Linked DNA regions of Homo sapiens: all the other regions are linked to region 3. The links are chromatin contacts, found by Hi-C or POLR2A ChIA-PET in ENCODE. All regions are on one chromosome and are shown on one strand. The core of a region is the stretch at or near the end of the contact, and the rest is flanking DNA. Distances in the headings are between cores, read along the strand shown.

What was found. A loop is a pair of places that touch in the nucleus more often than their neighbours do. ChIA-PET counts read pairs that join two places held with the same protein, here RNA polymerase II (POLR2A). Pooled maps may share reads with other maps.
Region 1: a loop to region 3 is called in a pooled map, with 5 times the contacts of the local background. The contact joins the enhancer-like site here to the promoter of COA4 in region 3. A Hi-C loop is called at or near these places in 1 of 168 maps with a recorded cell type or tissue (CD4-positive, alpha-beta memory T cell) and 4 of 50 pooled maps. POLR2A ChIA-PET finds 5 or more read pairs at or near these places in 1 of 52 experiments (Caco-2).
Region 2: a map of CD8-positive, alpha-beta T cell shows a loop between it and region 3 (11-fold over the local background). The contact joins the promoter of RPS3 here to the promoter of COA4 in region 3. A Hi-C loop is called at or near these places in 2 of 168 maps with a recorded cell type or tissue (CD8-positive, alpha-beta T cell and sciatic nerve) and 6 of 50 pooled maps.
Region 4: a map of CD8-positive, alpha-beta T cell shows a loop between it and region 3 (4-fold over the local background). The contact joins the promoter of XNDC1N here to the promoter of COA4 in region 3. A Hi-C loop is called at or near these places in 2 of 168 maps with a recorded cell type or tissue (CD8-positive, alpha-beta T cell and naive thymus-derived CD4-positive, alpha-beta T cell) and 7 of 50 pooled maps.

Annotation. Positions count from the first base shown.
Region 1 is chr11:72,736,999-72,740,489 of GRCh38, reverse strand. The region is part of intron 1 of ARAP1 (ArfGAP with RhoGAP domain, ankyrin repeat and PH domain 1); the gene reads left to right. Among named protein-coding and RNA genes, the nearest start is that of ARAP1, 14 kb to the left of the region's middle. RefSeq lists an enhancer at 3,351-3,450. Within about 2 kb of position 2,174, at least 17 of the 41 ENCODE cell types and tissues checked have a DNase peak (open chromatin) inside an H3K27ac peak, as active enhancers do.
Region 2 is chr11:75,397,026-75,400,789 of GRCh38, reverse strand. RPS3 (ribosomal protein S3) reads right to left here and starts at 1,272. Exons shown (of 7, transcript NM_001005.5): 1 at 1,213-1,272; 2 at 1-96. The coding sequence starts at 1,242. SNORD15A (small nucleolar RNA, C/D box 15A) reads right to left here and starts at 399; the gene lies at 252-399. RefSeq lists enhancers at 1-709, 936-1,295.
Region 3 is chr11:73,874,462-73,878,441 of GRCh38, reverse strand. It overlaps COA4 (cytochrome c oxidase assembly factor 4 homolog), which reads left to right and starts at 1,596. Exons shown (of 2, transcript NM_016565.3): 1 at 1,596-1,685. It overlaps PAAF1 (proteasomal ATPase associated factor 1), which reads right to left and starts at 1,443. Exons shown (of 12, transcript NM_025155.3): 1 at 1,374-1,443. The coding sequence starts at 1,420. RefSeq lists enhancers at 1,206-1,275, 1,296-1,345.
Region 4 is chr11:71,926,090-71,929,858 of GRCh38, reverse strand. XNDC1N (XRCC1 N-terminal domain containing 1, N-terminal like) reads left to right here and starts at 1,265. Exons shown (of 6, transcript NM_001375847.2): 1 at 1,265-1,494. RNF121 (ring finger protein 121) reads right to left here and starts at 813. Exons shown (of 9, transcript NM_018320.5): 1 at 735-813. The coding sequence starts at 797. XNDC1N-ZNF705EP-ALG1L9P (XNDC1N-ZNF705EP-ALG1L9P readthrough) reads left to right here and starts at 1,265. Exons shown (of 11, transcript NR_172895.1): 1 at 1,265-1,494. RefSeq lists an enhancer at 1,123-1,432.

The DNA.
Region 1 (3,491 bases), core at 925-3,424, 1.1 Mb after region 3:
CATGTTTATCATTTTTTTCTAATTATAAAAGTGATAATTGTGAAAACTTGAAACAGTGCAGACATGAAGGTTGTAGAAAGTGAAAGTCTTTCAAGATTGGGGTTGGAGTTAGCGTGAGGCCTGAAAGTGGGGTCAGCAATGCCTACTGTCCCTTGGTCTTTCATGTCCCTTAGTCATTAATAAAACTGTGGTTTAGCATTTTATTAGGGTGATGCTGGTAGGGTTGCTGCAGGAAGGTTGTTAAAAGGTCCTGCCTCCCACCAGGTCCACTGTGTGTGGGTGTGCGTGTTGTGCACTGCTCAAAGGTGCCTGGCAGGTGTAGGGAAGTGAGGGCCAGAAGAAGGAGGACTGAAACCCAGCCTGTCCTCTTCTTGCTCAGCTGCTTCCCTTGGTGTGGGGCTCCTGGAAGAAGAGGAATCTTTTTCTTATTTGCCTAAAGGCCCCACCTGGGTTGGAGACAGCTCTTCTCCCCCTGCTCCCCACAGTCCCCAAGGGGAGCTGGTGAGTTCATTGTATGATGGGAGTGTGCCATGCCAGGGCATTCCAGGGGAGGTCCAGAATGCCGTGAAGTCAGGTCTGGTCTGGAGCTCTGCAGGGGGACATGGCTGGAGGTAGGCTGTGGTAGTCATTGGTGTCTGGGGTAACCGAGAACCTCAGGATGTGGAGGGAGTCTAGCCCAGAGCCTGGCTACAAGCCTAGCACCCAGGGTCAGGACTAGCCAAGACCTTAGGGCTAGGGACAGGAAGTGACTGCCTGACGGCAGAGGAGTGAGCAGAAGAGCACGCTGGCCTCCAGTACACATGCGGTGGCGTGTCATGGTCATCTGGGTGCCAGGCTCTAGGAGGCAGGGAGTGACAGCTCTACTTTGTGGAGGGGAAACTGAGGCTCAGAATGTGATGTGACTTGCCCCAGGCTTCAGACAAGAAATGGTGGAGCCAGGACTGGAACCAGACTTGCCTTGCATACTGGGTGGGGAGGGGGCCCAGGCCTGGAGCCGAGGGACATTGCTGATAGACCCCCAACTCCCCACCAGCAAGCTGAGGCAGCTCTTCATTCCCCCGGCTCTGGGGTCCCACTCAGTCCTCACTGCCCTGAGGGGCTGCTCCCCATCAGCCACCAGCACTCCGGAGACCCCAGAAGACAGGCCACACCACACATGGGCCAGGACAGGAATCTCCTGGTGCCAGGGAGAGTTATAGGGCAGAGATGCGGCCTGGGGTAGGACAGGAGACCCCAGTGTGCCTTCCTGAGACTGTTATGTGGTGGCCACCAGTCCCCGAGAGATGGAAAATAGGCTGCTTGGCCCAGAGATCGGTCAGCTGCCCACTCGAAGGCTGTACCTGCTGCCTTTCCTGGCAGGGCTGGAGGGAGGTGGCTTCTGCAGAGGCGTGGGGGCCACTTCTGCACCCTCTGGGCTGGGAACCCAGCCCCCACTAGTTCCTCATATCTGCGGAAGTGCCTCTAACACTCTTGCCTGAGTGAGCGGAGCCTGGAGAAGGCCCAGGAGGGCAGCAGACCGAAGAGGCCCTATGCAGAGGTATCACCTGGTGACTGGGCCGGGGAGGGGGCCAAGGGTGGGGTATTGGGCTGTGGGGTTGTTGCACACAGTTGAATTGCTGGTAGGAGCTGTGTGTGGTGGGAAAGGGCAGATCTGAGGTGTGGCCATTGGGTGGGGTGGTAGGTGTGTGTGGCCCTGGGAGATGTGTGGCCCTTGAGGTAGTGTGAGGTGTGCATTTGTGGTACCAGTGGGGTGTGGTTTGTAGACCCAGGCCTGGCCAGAGCTGGCTGTGTATGTTCTTGGTTCCTGTTGGGGAGCTCCGAGGAGTTTCCTGAGGTCTGGATGCTGGGGTCGCTGCCCTGCCTGCCTGTGCTGGGACAGCTGGGCCCAGGGTAGGGGATGAGGCTGTATAAGGGAGGTGGTGGTGGACAAGCTGAGGCCTCAGTTAGGACCCCTAGCCTGCCTTCCTCCCCTCCTTGCTCCCCATAGGGCTAGGTCTTTCCTTGAACCCAGGGCAGAGGCCTGTGCGGAGGGGAGCTGAGGATGCAATCAGGGGAGGCGGCCTGGCCAAGAGGACTCCAGAGCTGGGTGTGGAAAGGGTTAGGACCTTTAAGGCTGCCCTGATCCAGGGCTGACTCATGCAAATCAGAATGCAAAACAGGCTCAGGGAGGCCTCAAGAGAGAGCCACACCCACACGGTCAGCAGACTATGCAGGTGACGGAGGGCCAGCCATTGAGCCTTTCTCTCTAAACATCTTCTGTTCCCACCCCACTGACATCTCCTGTCACCAAATTCACCAGGTCCTTTTCTGTCCCTGGGCTTTGCACACCCAGTCCCCTTTGCCTGGAATGGCCTCCACCTGGCCACCTCCTACTTATCCTTCAAGGCCCAAGTCAGGGGTTCCTTCTAGAAGCCTCCCTTACTTCACCAGACAGAAGCAGTCACGTCCTCTGAAGGCCCCGTGAGCTCCAGCAGGTGACCTGGTGAGTTTCTACCTCACACAGCTTCCATGACATTGACATAGAGAAGAATCACAGGCCTTAGGGTTGTTATAAGAACAAATGAGGGACTGGGTGCGGTGGCTCACGCCTGTACTCCCAGCACTTTGGGAGGCCAAGAGGGGAAGCTCGCATGAACTCAGGAGTTCGAGACCAGCCTGGGCAACGTGGCAAAACCCCATCTCTACAAAAAGTACAAATATTAGCCAGGCATGGTGCATGCCCCTGTAGTCCCAGCTACTCTGGAGAGGCTGAGGTAGGAGGATCACTTGAGCCCAGGAGGCTGAGGTTGCAGTGAGCTGAGATCACACCACTGCACTCCAGCCTGGGTGACAGAGTGACCCTGTTTCAAAAAAAAAAAAAAGAACAAATGAGATGAAGGAGAAAATCTAGCAGGGGCTGGGCACATGGTTGCCAAATGGTGTGCATTTAGGGAAAGAAGGAAGCTGGAGGGTGCCTGTCTTTGGCTAAGGCTCTGGGTCATCTTCTTGCTGGGCCGGTGAAACAGGTCACTAGTCAGTAGTGGGTAGAGATATTACCATGGAGTTGCTGGGCTGGGACAGAGAAGGGGTGATGAGATTTGAACTCTGACCTTGGGGTTGAAATGGTAGGTAGAGGACAGAAGGGCAAAAGTTTTGGTTCCAGCAAGAAGTACTCAAGCCAGACGTGAAGAAGGACTGGCTGACAAGGATTAGAGATTCCAGGCGACCCTTACCTCTGGACTGGGACTGAGTGCACCTGTGAGCCCAGCCAGGTCCTGGGCACCACTGTGGACAGCAGAGGAGATAAGAAGGGGTATGGACTCTCAGGATACTCCAGGATACATGGGGGATTGGGTGGAGGTGGACCCCCACAAAACAAGCAACCAAAGAGAGAGCAGAAGCAGTGCCGAGATATGGGGCTCAGCCTCAGAGGACTAGGAGCTTGAGGGGGCAGTCAGGGCAGACTTTTTGGAGGAGCTGGCCTGGAGCCACCTGAAGATGGGAGGATGTGG
Region 2 (3,764 bases), core at 23-2,522, 1.5 Mb before region 3:
TGTAACTCGCACCTCAACTCCAGAGTAGCCATCTTCAGCCAGCTCCCGAGTAAGAAACTCATTCAGTTCAGCTTTGAAGATGCCATCAGCGACAAACTAATCCAAACAAAGCAAAGTTCAAAATTAGGAGATCGGTGTAGGCTCACTTTCGCCTGAGCCAGTCTAGTCTTATTAGTCAATGCATCCCTCACCAAAACTAAATACCTCCAACCAATGGTTCCAAACCCTTGTTCCAACAGGAGTGCAGCAACCCTTCTCAGACAAATGCCTCTAAGTCATCTTTAGGAAATTACTTCAACCAGGGCTCTTTAAACTGTGCCACAGAACGCAGCACAGAGTAGGCCACCTGGGCAAAGAGAACATCCCCAAGTCAGACTCGTCATCATCTCTTCATCGAAGGGTTTAAAACAGTTCCACATGCAAAACAAGAAACTGCTCTAATGGCCTATTTACACTTCATTCAGCACAGCAAAGACACTGTACTTGTCACTGTTAAGGAATAGATAGTAGACTTAACATATAAGCTCTCTCACTTGTAGACACAACCTGCACCGTCTAAAGAATCCCAGCCATGTTATTTGGCTTTACGGTACCAACAGAGCTGGCAAATCCTAACTCTCGAGAAGTTGTGGATTTAATTTTGACATCGAAGTGTATATACGAAATGACAAACTGTCTATTTTTAAAGCTAATGATTTTTACACAGTTCTATCCCATGTAATGACAAGGCGTTAAATCCGAGGCAGCTTCCTCCCGGGGTCCCCAGACGGAGCAAGCAACCGTCAGCAACCCTTCAAGTTGAGGTCCTGGGGCCAGCGGACTGTACCCAGAAACGACCAGTTAAGGCAAGAATACACTGCTGCCTTCTCTTCCCAAAACCACGGGATAAGACATGAGGGAAATGACACACGCCCTCAAAATACCACGTTTACTAATTCCGTTGACCGACAAATGCTCACAAACGCCTTCTCCGGGACAGAAGGGGCGCCTGGTGCCCATCTCTCTGCGCTTCACTTGGAACCCGGCCACACAGCGCCCTCCTGGCTGGGGCCTCTCACTCAATCCACCGCCATCCGCGGCCCGCAGGAACGCCAGGAAGCCTAGGCCGCTTCCAGGGCAGGCCACGGAGCTGCAGGCCTCGCGGTGGCACCCCGAGAAGCCCTCGACCCGCGCGGCGCCGTCGTTCTCCGAACCCAGTCCCCAGAGGCTCACCTTCCTCTTCTTGGATATTTGCACTGCCATCTTGCCGCCGCGCTCCGCTGAAAGGAAAGGAAGTGGCTCGCGGGCGGAAGTGAGTATAAAGGGCGCGAGCGACGACGGAGGGCTGCGCTGCGTGCACGCCTGTGGGTGCTCATGGGAAATGTAGTTTTTACGTAAGTAAGGCGTCCAGGGAAAGAAGAATGTAGGCAGGAACAGGAAAGGGGCTTCATCCAGCAGGACTTCTAAACTTCAGGGGACCTTAGAGTTCAATTCTCATAGTTTCAAAACAAGCAATGTGAGGTGCAGAGGTGGAAATTACAGGTATAAGTTCACACAGCAAGAGAGATTAACCAGCGTGGAACTCTGGCCCCTACACTTTCAGGGTGGACACTGTAATGAAAATCTGCTGAAATCCCTCAGTGAAACTCATTTAAGACTCCTCTTTGGGAGGCCAAGGCGGGCGGATTACTTGAGGTCAGGAGTTCGAGATTAGCCTGGCGAACATGGTGAAACCCCGTCTCTACTAAAAATAGAAAAATTAGCTGGGAGTGGTGTCGGGCACCTGTAATCCCAGCTACTCGGGAGGCTGAGGTGGGAGGATTGCTTGGACCTGGGAGATGGAGGTTGCAGTGGGCCAAGATCCTACCACTGCACTCTAGCCTGGACCACAGAGTGAGACTCTGTCTCAAACAAACAAACAAACAAACAAACAAAACAACTCATGTCCCCCAGTCTGTACCCATTTCCTCCATTCCAAATGATAATAATAAAACCTGATACTTACTAAGTGTCCTAGGGACTGCGTTCTGTGTCCTTTATGTTGTTCTCATTTACCCCACCTTACTTTCATCAAGTCCATTACAATTTGTAACAGAAGTCCCAGAAGGTCCCATGGGCCCGCCCTTCCTTCCTTCCTTCCTTCCTTCCTCTCTCTTTCTCTCTCTCTTTCTCTCCTTTCTTTCTTTTCTCTCCGGTTGCCCAAGCTGGAGTGCAGTAGTACGATCTCAGCTCCCTGCAACCTCCACTTCCCAGGTTCAAGTGATTCTTCTGCCTTGGCCTCCTGAGTAGCTGGGATTACAGGTGCACACCACCACACCCAGCTAATTTTTGTATTTTTAGTAGAGATGAAGTTTCACTATGTTGGCCAGGCTGGTCTTGAACTCCTGACCTCAAGTGATCCACCTGCCTTAGCCTCCCAGAGTGCTGGGATTACAGGCATGAGCCACCGTGCCTGGCCTTCTTTTTCAATTAAAAAAAATTCTAGCCAGGTGCAGTGGCTCAGGCCTGTAATCTTAGCACTTTGGGAGGCCAAGGCAAGTGGATAGCTTGAGGCCAGAAGTTTGAGACCAGTCTGGGCAACAGAATGAGACACCCTCATCTCTATGAAAAGTGAAAAAAGAAAATTATCCAGGTGTGGTGGTGTGTGCCTGTAGTCCCAGCTACTCTGGAGGGAGATGTGAGAGGATTGCTTGAGTACAGGAGGTCTAGGCTGCAGTGAGCCGTGATTGTGCCACTGCACTCAGCCCGGGCAACAGAGTGAGACTCAGTCTAAAAAAAATAAAAAATTAAAAATGTCCCTTCATTTTTTAATGAAGCTTACAGAACAGTTGAAAAAACTGTACGTGTATGCATCACCAAGCTGAGGGGGAATTGAGAATGATGCTACAATTAATATTTTGCTGTTGCTTTATCGTGGATCTACTCATCCCTGTAGCCACCCACCAATACATCTTTTGAGGCATTTCAAAGTAAGTTGCAGACATTGGTAAACTTTACCCCTAAACACTTCAATAACAGTTTTATTTTATTTATTTATTTATTTTTGAGACGAAGTCTTACTCTGTTGCCTAAGCTGGAGTGCAGTGGTGCGATCGCCGCTCACCGTAACCTCCACCTCCCGGGTTCAAGCGATTCTCCTGCCTCAGCCTCCTGAGTAGCTGGGACTACAGGCAAGCACCGCCATGTCCAGCTAATTTTCATATTTTTAGTAGAGATAGGGTTTCACTATGTTGGCCAGGCTTGTCTTGAACTCCTAACCTTGTGATCCGCCCACCTCGGCCTCCAAAAGTGCTGGGATTACAGGCGTGAGCCACCGCACCCAGCCAACAGTTTTATTTTAAGTTTGAATAGTTTTCTTCATTTAAAAGTCAGGGTATTTCTCTCTAAAACTATTTTAGGTTTTTCTTAAGGATATAGAAATATCTAGCAAAATAGTGAACCCACATTTCTTCATGGGCAGTGCTCTCCTTTCCTGTTACACAAAAAGAGTCTTTCCAAGGTGCCACACTCCCTGGCAGCACCACTCAGTTATTTTCTGGTCCTAGAAGCCATTGGAGTGTTTAACTCCAGCTCTAAAACAACTCTGATGTAAAGTGACCTGTCCTATAATCACGGAATTAACAGAGTTCTGTGGTTGCTGAGCAGAGGGACCAGGGAAGATGACAAAAAGTGGATGGGCGCGGTGGCTCATGCCTGTAATCCCAGCACTTTGGGAGGCCGAGGCAGGTGGATCACCTGAGGTCGTGAGTTTGAGACCAGCCTGGCCAGCATAGTGAAACCCCATC
Region 3 (3,980 bases), core at 347-2,846:
CATTAACCCTCACAATAACCAAACAAGATTCCTTTTATTATTTTAGCACCTGCCCAATCATCCAAATCCTGATCTCTTCACCCTAGCACTTTTAGGGTATAATGGAAAGGGTCTATGCATTTAAGACAGAAAGATCTAGGTTGACAGCAACCCTCTATCATTTGACGAGATGCATGATCTTGGGCAAATTAAGCCTTCTGATTCTGGTGCTGTATTTTCTCATAGGTAGCTAGTGGCACTTCATGTTATTGTTCTTTATTACTTATCACATTCTGTGTACTAGCAACTAGTCTGTATTTTAGCCCACCTAAATTAAGTAAGGTATAAATTTAGTAAGGTGTAAATTTCTTAAATGCAGAAGGCTATGTTTCATTCATCTTCACCATTGTTTCAATTTGAAAAACCCTTATTAGTAGTAGCAGTTGCCAAATATAGCACTGCTATATTCATCCTGAAGCCTAGAGAAATAACTGGAATAGTATAAGATCAATAAATGTTAGATGAATGAATAGTTTGCTGTGTATTCCTAATTAAGACGTCAGCTTTTCTTCTTTTTTGAGATGAGTATCGCTCTGTCACCCAGGCTGGAGTGCAGTGGTGCAATCTCGGCTCACTGCAACCTCCACCTCCTGGGTTCAACCGATTCTCCTGCCTCAGCCTCCCGAGTAGCTGGGATTATAGGCGCCCACCACCAAGCCCGACTAATTTCTGTATTTTTAGTAGAGACGGAGTTTCACCATGTTGGTCAGGCTGGTCTCGAACTTCTGACCTCAACTGATCCACCAATCTCAGTTTTCCAAAGTGCTGGGATTACAGGCATGAGCCACTGCGCCTGGCCTGGATGTCAGCTTCTTGAAGAGCAGGAACCATCACTTATATTTAGAGTATACATCTGAGCTCCACCAAGCATCCAGTATGGGGCCTGGACACAGTATTAGTTTCCTTAATAGTATCGTCCAGTATGCCTAATATAGCATTAGGGGCCTAGGAGAATACAAAGGTTCCATCACATACACAAAGTGGTGGTGAGTACAGAGACTTCTGGAAGTAACTGACGACTAATCAATATTTGCTAAATGACTGCTTGGCCAAAAGCCTTCCTGCCTCCCAGTATCCCTGTCTTTCTCCAACTCACTGATACTAGTTCTGACGCGGGGATCACACAGCTCATGTGCTCCCTTGGCCTAGGGATAGCTTTTCAGAGAATGACCATACGGGTTTGATACTTCTTTTTCCGGACCCTGTTCCCTCCATATCCCTCGACAATTGACGAAGTAACCCCTATTGATATCCTGGACCAGGCATGGCTCTCCTTGACGCAAAGCAACATCCACTACCCGCCTCCTCTGACTCTGTTCTGGGCCTGGATTCACCTGAGGGCTTGCGCCCAGTCGCTCTGAATCCTCAAAGGCGCCGCCATCTCGACCCCGCCTCCACCAGCCCACCTCTTCCGCCCCTTCCCGGAAGTGAGTCCCCGAGAAGCGTGCGGCGAGGACAGAGGTGGGCTCAACACCAAGAGGCCACCAATGAAAACGTGACTTTTTCACATTCCCCGCCCCTTCCGTGTGCACGCTCCCCACGAGGGGCTGGTTCCTGAAAGGATGTACAGAGGATCCCCAACCGCCTGCGAAACCCAAGCCGCCGCGTAGGAGCGTGCGTTCGGGCCCTCTTCTCCCACCTGTTCGGTGAGCATCGCGTACCGCGTTCTTCAGGAGGCGTTGCGGGCACAACGGGGCTGCGATCAGCGGCCGCGCGCGCGCATGCGTCCTCAAAGTTCAAAGTCCTCGATACGCCTGAGGCGCCTCAGGCCTCGTGGCTGCCAGCATTTTTCTGCTTTAAGATCCTTTCCATGACTTCCTTGTTTAGGCCAGCCTCCACGATCCAGCTGCCAACCATCTAGCCTACCCTGATCTCTGAGCAGGGGTCGTCGTCATTTTACTCCAGAGGAGACTGAAGCCAAAAGGTGGTGAGAGGAGAGTACAGCAGCATTTACTGAGTCCTATAGTAGCCCAAGCGCTTTTCATTCGTTATATTAATCTTCATTCTAATTGTGCGAATTAAATATTATTAATGGGAAAACTAAAATGAAAAAGATTACATAGTAAGGCGTAGTGCTGGGATTTGAACACGGATCTCTTGGTTTAGGATCAAGGCACTTTCTATTCCACTGTTCTTTCTCTAAATTATTTGCTCCTGGCCCTATTTAAAGAGTTAACAGTGTATTTAGGAAGAGAAAACTATCATTTATTGAACTCTTTAGACATACCAGCCTCCTTACAAACCTTACCTTTTTTTTTTTCTTTTTTTTTTTTTTTGAGACAGGGTCTCCCGCTGTAACCCAGGCTGGAATGCAGTGGCGTGATCACGGCTCACAGTGTTGCCCAGGCTGGGCGCAAACCATCCTCCCGCCTCAGCCTCCCAGTGTTGGGATTACAGGCGTGAGCCATGGCACCCGGCTTCATCTCTGTGCTTCCAGAGAGGTTATTAAATGATGTGTCCAAGGGCACCAAATGAGGCAGTGACAAAGCTAGGTCCAAGTCTGTTTCAAAGCCCATTTTCTCCCTCTTGCTTAAGTTATACCGCCTCCAAGGCAAATGAGTTGTGTAAAGTGCCTAACTCCCTCTTGTGATTCCCCATTGCCCTCAGAATAAAAAGTCTTAAACTCCCTACTATGTCCTACAAAGCCTTGTGATGATCACTTACTTATATCGCCAGTTTAATATTGTCTTATTCTCACACTGTATTCTCCCATCACTGAACTTTTTTTTTTTTTTGCTCTCATGTGTCAGATTCTATCTCAACCACCTGCTCTTCCATTGACCAAAAATAGTTTTCCCATCTCTGGCTAACTTCTGTTCCATCTGTCAAGTTTCAGCTTGGAAATCACTTCCTCTAGGAAGCCTTCCCTGCCTATTCCTGCCCTTGTCTGGATTAGGCATCCCTCCACTGTGGTCCCAGTCTTTGCTATCTGTACACTGTGTAGTAAACTGCCCTGTTTCCTTGTCTAGGTTGTAAACTCCATGAAGCCAGGAACTTAACTGACTTAGACAGTCTTGAATCCTCAGCACTAGCATAGTGCCTGGTACATGATAGGTACTTAATCATTTGTTGAGTGAATGAGAGACACAGTTAAGGCAATAAGGAGTCCTAGTTGCTTTACAGCCCATCATGGTGAAATTTTTGCAAAGGCTGAAGTCATTTCTCTTCAAACCTTAAGTTCCTTCTGTATGCTGCTTTCTGCTGAGTGTTCTGATGCAGACGGGCAAGACAGTTTGGGCAAATAAATACACCTCACATTTTTGTATAGTTTACAAAGCCATCTCACCTTATAGACCCAGAGGCCAGGTTTCTGCATACTGTATGCTACAGCCACAGTGAACTCTTTCCATCCTTCCCATGTGTCAAAACCTACCCATATTTGGGCACTCTTTCACTTTGTTTGTTTGTTTGTTTTGGAGATGGAGTCTCACTCTGTCACCCAGGCTGGAGTGCAGTGGCACGATCTTTGGCTCACTACAACCTCCGCCCCTTGGGTTAAAGCGATTCTCCTGCCTGAGCCTCCCGAGTAGCTGGGATTACAGGTGCCTGCCATCACGCCCGCCTAATTTTTGTATTTTTAGTAGAGACGGGGTTTCATCATCCCGGCCAGGCTGGTCTTGAACTTCTGACCTTATGATCCATCTGCCTCGGGCTCCCAAATTGCTGGGATTACATGTGTGAGCCACTGCACCCAGCCTCTTTCACTTTTTAAACTTTGTTCTTCAGCATAGAATAAGGCTAGTAGGATAAAAGAAGAAAGGTTATTTATTTGAAACAGGGTCTCACTATGTCACCTAAGCTGGAGTACAGTGGCACCATCATAGCTCACTGCAGCCTTTGAACTCCTGGGCTCAAAGGATTCTCCCTCTTCAGCCTCTTGAGTACCTGGGACTACAAGTGTGTGCCACTATGCCCAGCTAATTTTTACATTTTTTTTCTTT
Region 4 (3,769 bases), core at 16-2,515, 1.9 Mb after region 3:
TTATATCTCTAATGCAATGACTAGTCTTCTTGTCTGTCTCCCACCACTAGACTGTGGGCTCTTCAACGGAGGGGCCCCTTGTCTCCCTAGCACCTGGCCCAGAACCCGGAGCAAAAGTCATAATGTTTATTAAGTGAATAAATGCATGAATTCCGGCATACAATCATTTATTCATCCACTTGTTCCTTCATTCGTTGGCCAAAACTTTACTGAGCATGCATTAGATACAAAGTCTTAGAATGGAACGATAAATAAAACAGTTCCAACTTTAAGATAACTCAAAGCTATACTACTAGTGGATTAGCACTCTTTCCCGGTCTGTGTCCCCAACCCCCACCCTAGGCTTAGACAGAGTCCTCTCCCACAGTAGAAGCCCAGCCTTCCCCTGAAGAAATTCACGTCCCTCCAACTCAAACTACCTCTTAGCCCTTCGGTCCTACCCTAAGACACCCAGCTAGTAATCACAAAATCTTAACACCCCCACCCCTCCGACCTCTCTCTCTGTCCTCCATCTTCACCCTTGAGGCTAATGCAAGTCTTCTACTCCCAAGGCCGCCTCGGAGTCCCCAAGTCAGGAGTGCCTCTGACTTCGCTCTCCACGCACCCGCCCCCTAGTCAGCTCCTTCCCTCTCAGGATCTTTCCCTTCTCTCCTAAGACCCCCACCTCCCGATACCTCACTGCCCCTCCCCTCAGTCTCAGGTTGAGTCTCTCCTCGTCTCTCAACTCCGCTTACCTCATCCAGCTCCCGTTCCCCAGCAGCACCACCTCCAACCTCCACCTCCACCACTGCCGCCATCTTCACGGCTCGCCCCCTCACCGCAGTCCCCGCGCGAGCCAGCTGCTTCCGCTGCTCAAGTGCTCCTAGCCAATCGGCGGCTCGGACTCCAGCAGAGGGGGCGGGGCATCAACACAGGCGGAGACTGTCAGGGATCAGGAGGTTATCTACTTGCTGCACGTTTCAGGGTCAAGGAGAGGGGAGTACCGTGCCCTTGCAAGCTTCAGCAAGGGAGCGTTCTTGGAAAATGAGAAATTTGAATCGCATTATTTTCAGTGCAACTATTTAACCAATTCTTCCCTTTGGAGAGCCAAATGGGAGCGTTCCAAAACGGGCAACTTTCGCGACGCTCCCTCAGTCTGGGCTCCAAGGAGCGAGACGTGGGGACTAGGAACTACGTTTCCCAAGCTGCACTGAGGCTGACCCGGAAGTTTAAATTCCGCTCCCTCCACGAAAGAGTTGTAGTGAGTGAAAATAAATATTAAAACACACGGAAATGTATTTTCCTGGCTGCAGCACCTGCCATCTTGCCTCGGTAGGACTCATTTTCAAAAACAGCAGCTTCTTGAAGCCCCAGAACGCATTCCTGTGCTACGGAAGACGGAAGAGTAGCTCTCGGGGTCAGAAGGCGAAGGTCAGAAGGCCGAATTGGCGGGAGAATAGGTTTGGTGGTCCGAGATCCGAGGCAACGGTGGCTCCTCGAGGTCCACGGTCCCGGGTGAGGGGCGTTGGGATTTGTTGATGGGGAGGGGAGTGGCCGAGAGGGAGGAGGGTGGCCATCAAGGAAATGAACTGAGCAGCCTGTTCCCGATGAGCTGTGAAAGCAGCGGTGCGGCTTGAGCTCCCGAAACTGAGAGCTGAAGAGCCTTGCGGGACCTCCAGGGCACCCACATTCCGCGTCTTACTTAGGCTGTCATGCCAGTTCACACACCTCGGCACACTTTTCTAACCCACATCCTGCGGCCCCAGCTTCTGCCTTACCCTCCTTTTTATACACCATTCACTGTCCCACCCCTACGTATACCTTCATAACTGATTTTTCAGCAGCCGGTGAACTCGATACCTTGCAAGCCTGTAGCCCCAGCTCACACGCCTCTGGGCGTCCGCCTGGATCTGTCTGGTGAATGGAACTAGGATGGCCTGTGAGCCCACAGAACGTCTAGAAAAGTCAGCTTTACATTGGGACCAACAGAAAATTACAGGGAATTATCTACATCATCCACAGGCATCCCATTTACTTAAAAATAATCATTTTTATTTTGTGACACTTAATACGGAGAATATTGTAAATACTGTACACCCATCACCCTAAATTGACTACTGGCATTATGATTTATTTGCTTATTTTTTAAAAGCTAGATAATACAATAAAAGTTAAACTTACCTGTTTTTTCTACTCTCAAGCCTATTACCCTCTCATCCTCTCCAGAAGCAACTATTATGAATTAGAATTAGCTTGTGTTCTCCCAGTCCATTTTTAATAATTATATGTAGCCATGACTATATAGTATTGTATTGTGTTTCATTTTGTTTTTTAATCTGAGTGCTTTTTTTTTTTCTTTGAAACGGTGTCTCGCTGTGTTACCAAGGCTGGAATGCACTGGTTCAATCTGGGCTCACTGCAGCCTCCGCCTACTGGGTTCAAACGATTCTCATGTCTCAGCCTCCCAAATAGCTGGGACTACGTACGCGCCACCACGCCTGGGGAAATTTCATATTTTTAGCAGAGATGGGGTCATGGCCATGGTCTCGAACTCCTGACCTTAAGTGATCCACCCGCCTCGGCCTCCCAAAGTGCTGGGATTACAGGTGTGAACCACTGTGCCCAGCCTGAGTGATACAGGGTCCGGCTCTGTCGCCCAGGCTGGAGTGCAGTGGCGTGATAACTGCTCACTGTAGTCTCATCTCCCAGGCTCAAGCAATTCTCCCACCTCAACCTTGTGAGTACCTGGGACTATAGGCATGTGCCACCACACCTGGCTAATTTTTAAAAATATTTTGTGGAGATGGGGTCCCACTATGTTGCTGGTCTTGAACTCCTGGGTTCAAGCAATCCTCCTGAGCCTCCGCCTCCCAAAGTGTTGAGATTACAGGCGTGAGCCACTGTACCCAGCCTTTTAGGTATAATTATTTGTCTTTTATTTTATTTTATTTTATTTTATTTTATTTTATTTCATTTTTTGAGACAGAATCTCACTTTGTCACCCAGGCTGGAGTACAGAGGGGTGATCTTGGCTCACTGCAACCTTTGCCTCCCGGGTTCAAGTGATTCTCCTGCCTCAGCCTCCTCAGTAGCTGGGATTACAGGCATGTGCCACCACACCCAGCTAATTTTTGTATTTTGAGTAGAGACAGGGTTTCACCATGTTGGCCAGGCTGGTCTCAAACTCCTGACCTCAAGTGATCCACCCACGTCAACCTCCCAAAATGCTGGGATTACAGGTGTGAGCCACCACGCCCAGCCTAGGTATAATTTTTTAGATACGTTGTGAGGTAGGGATCTACTTTTATTTTTCTTCACATTGTCAACCAATTTCCTGAACATCATTTATTACTTTATTGTTTCTGACAGAATCATGATGCTGCTCTGAAGTGTGGGAGATCATGAACATGACAAAAATCCACATCCTCAAAGAGCTTGCTACTTAGTGAGAAGGCATACAGGGTAAACGAGTAATTACCAAAAAATGGCAGCAACAGTTTTTGTAAGGGAAGGAGTTCTCAAAGAACTTAATCTTGTGAGAACTACAAGCAGTTTGATTGTCAGGATTGCCAAACCAAGAGTGTTTATTTATTTATGTATTTATTTATTTTTGAGACAGGGTTTCACTGTCTCCCAGGCTGGAGTGTGATGGTGCAATCTCAGCTCACTGCAACCTCTGCCTCCCAAGCTCAAGCAATCCTCCTGCCTCAGCCTCCTGAGTAGCTTGGACTCCAGGCACACGCCACCACATTTGGCTAATTTTTTTTTTTTTCAGAGATGGGATTTCGCC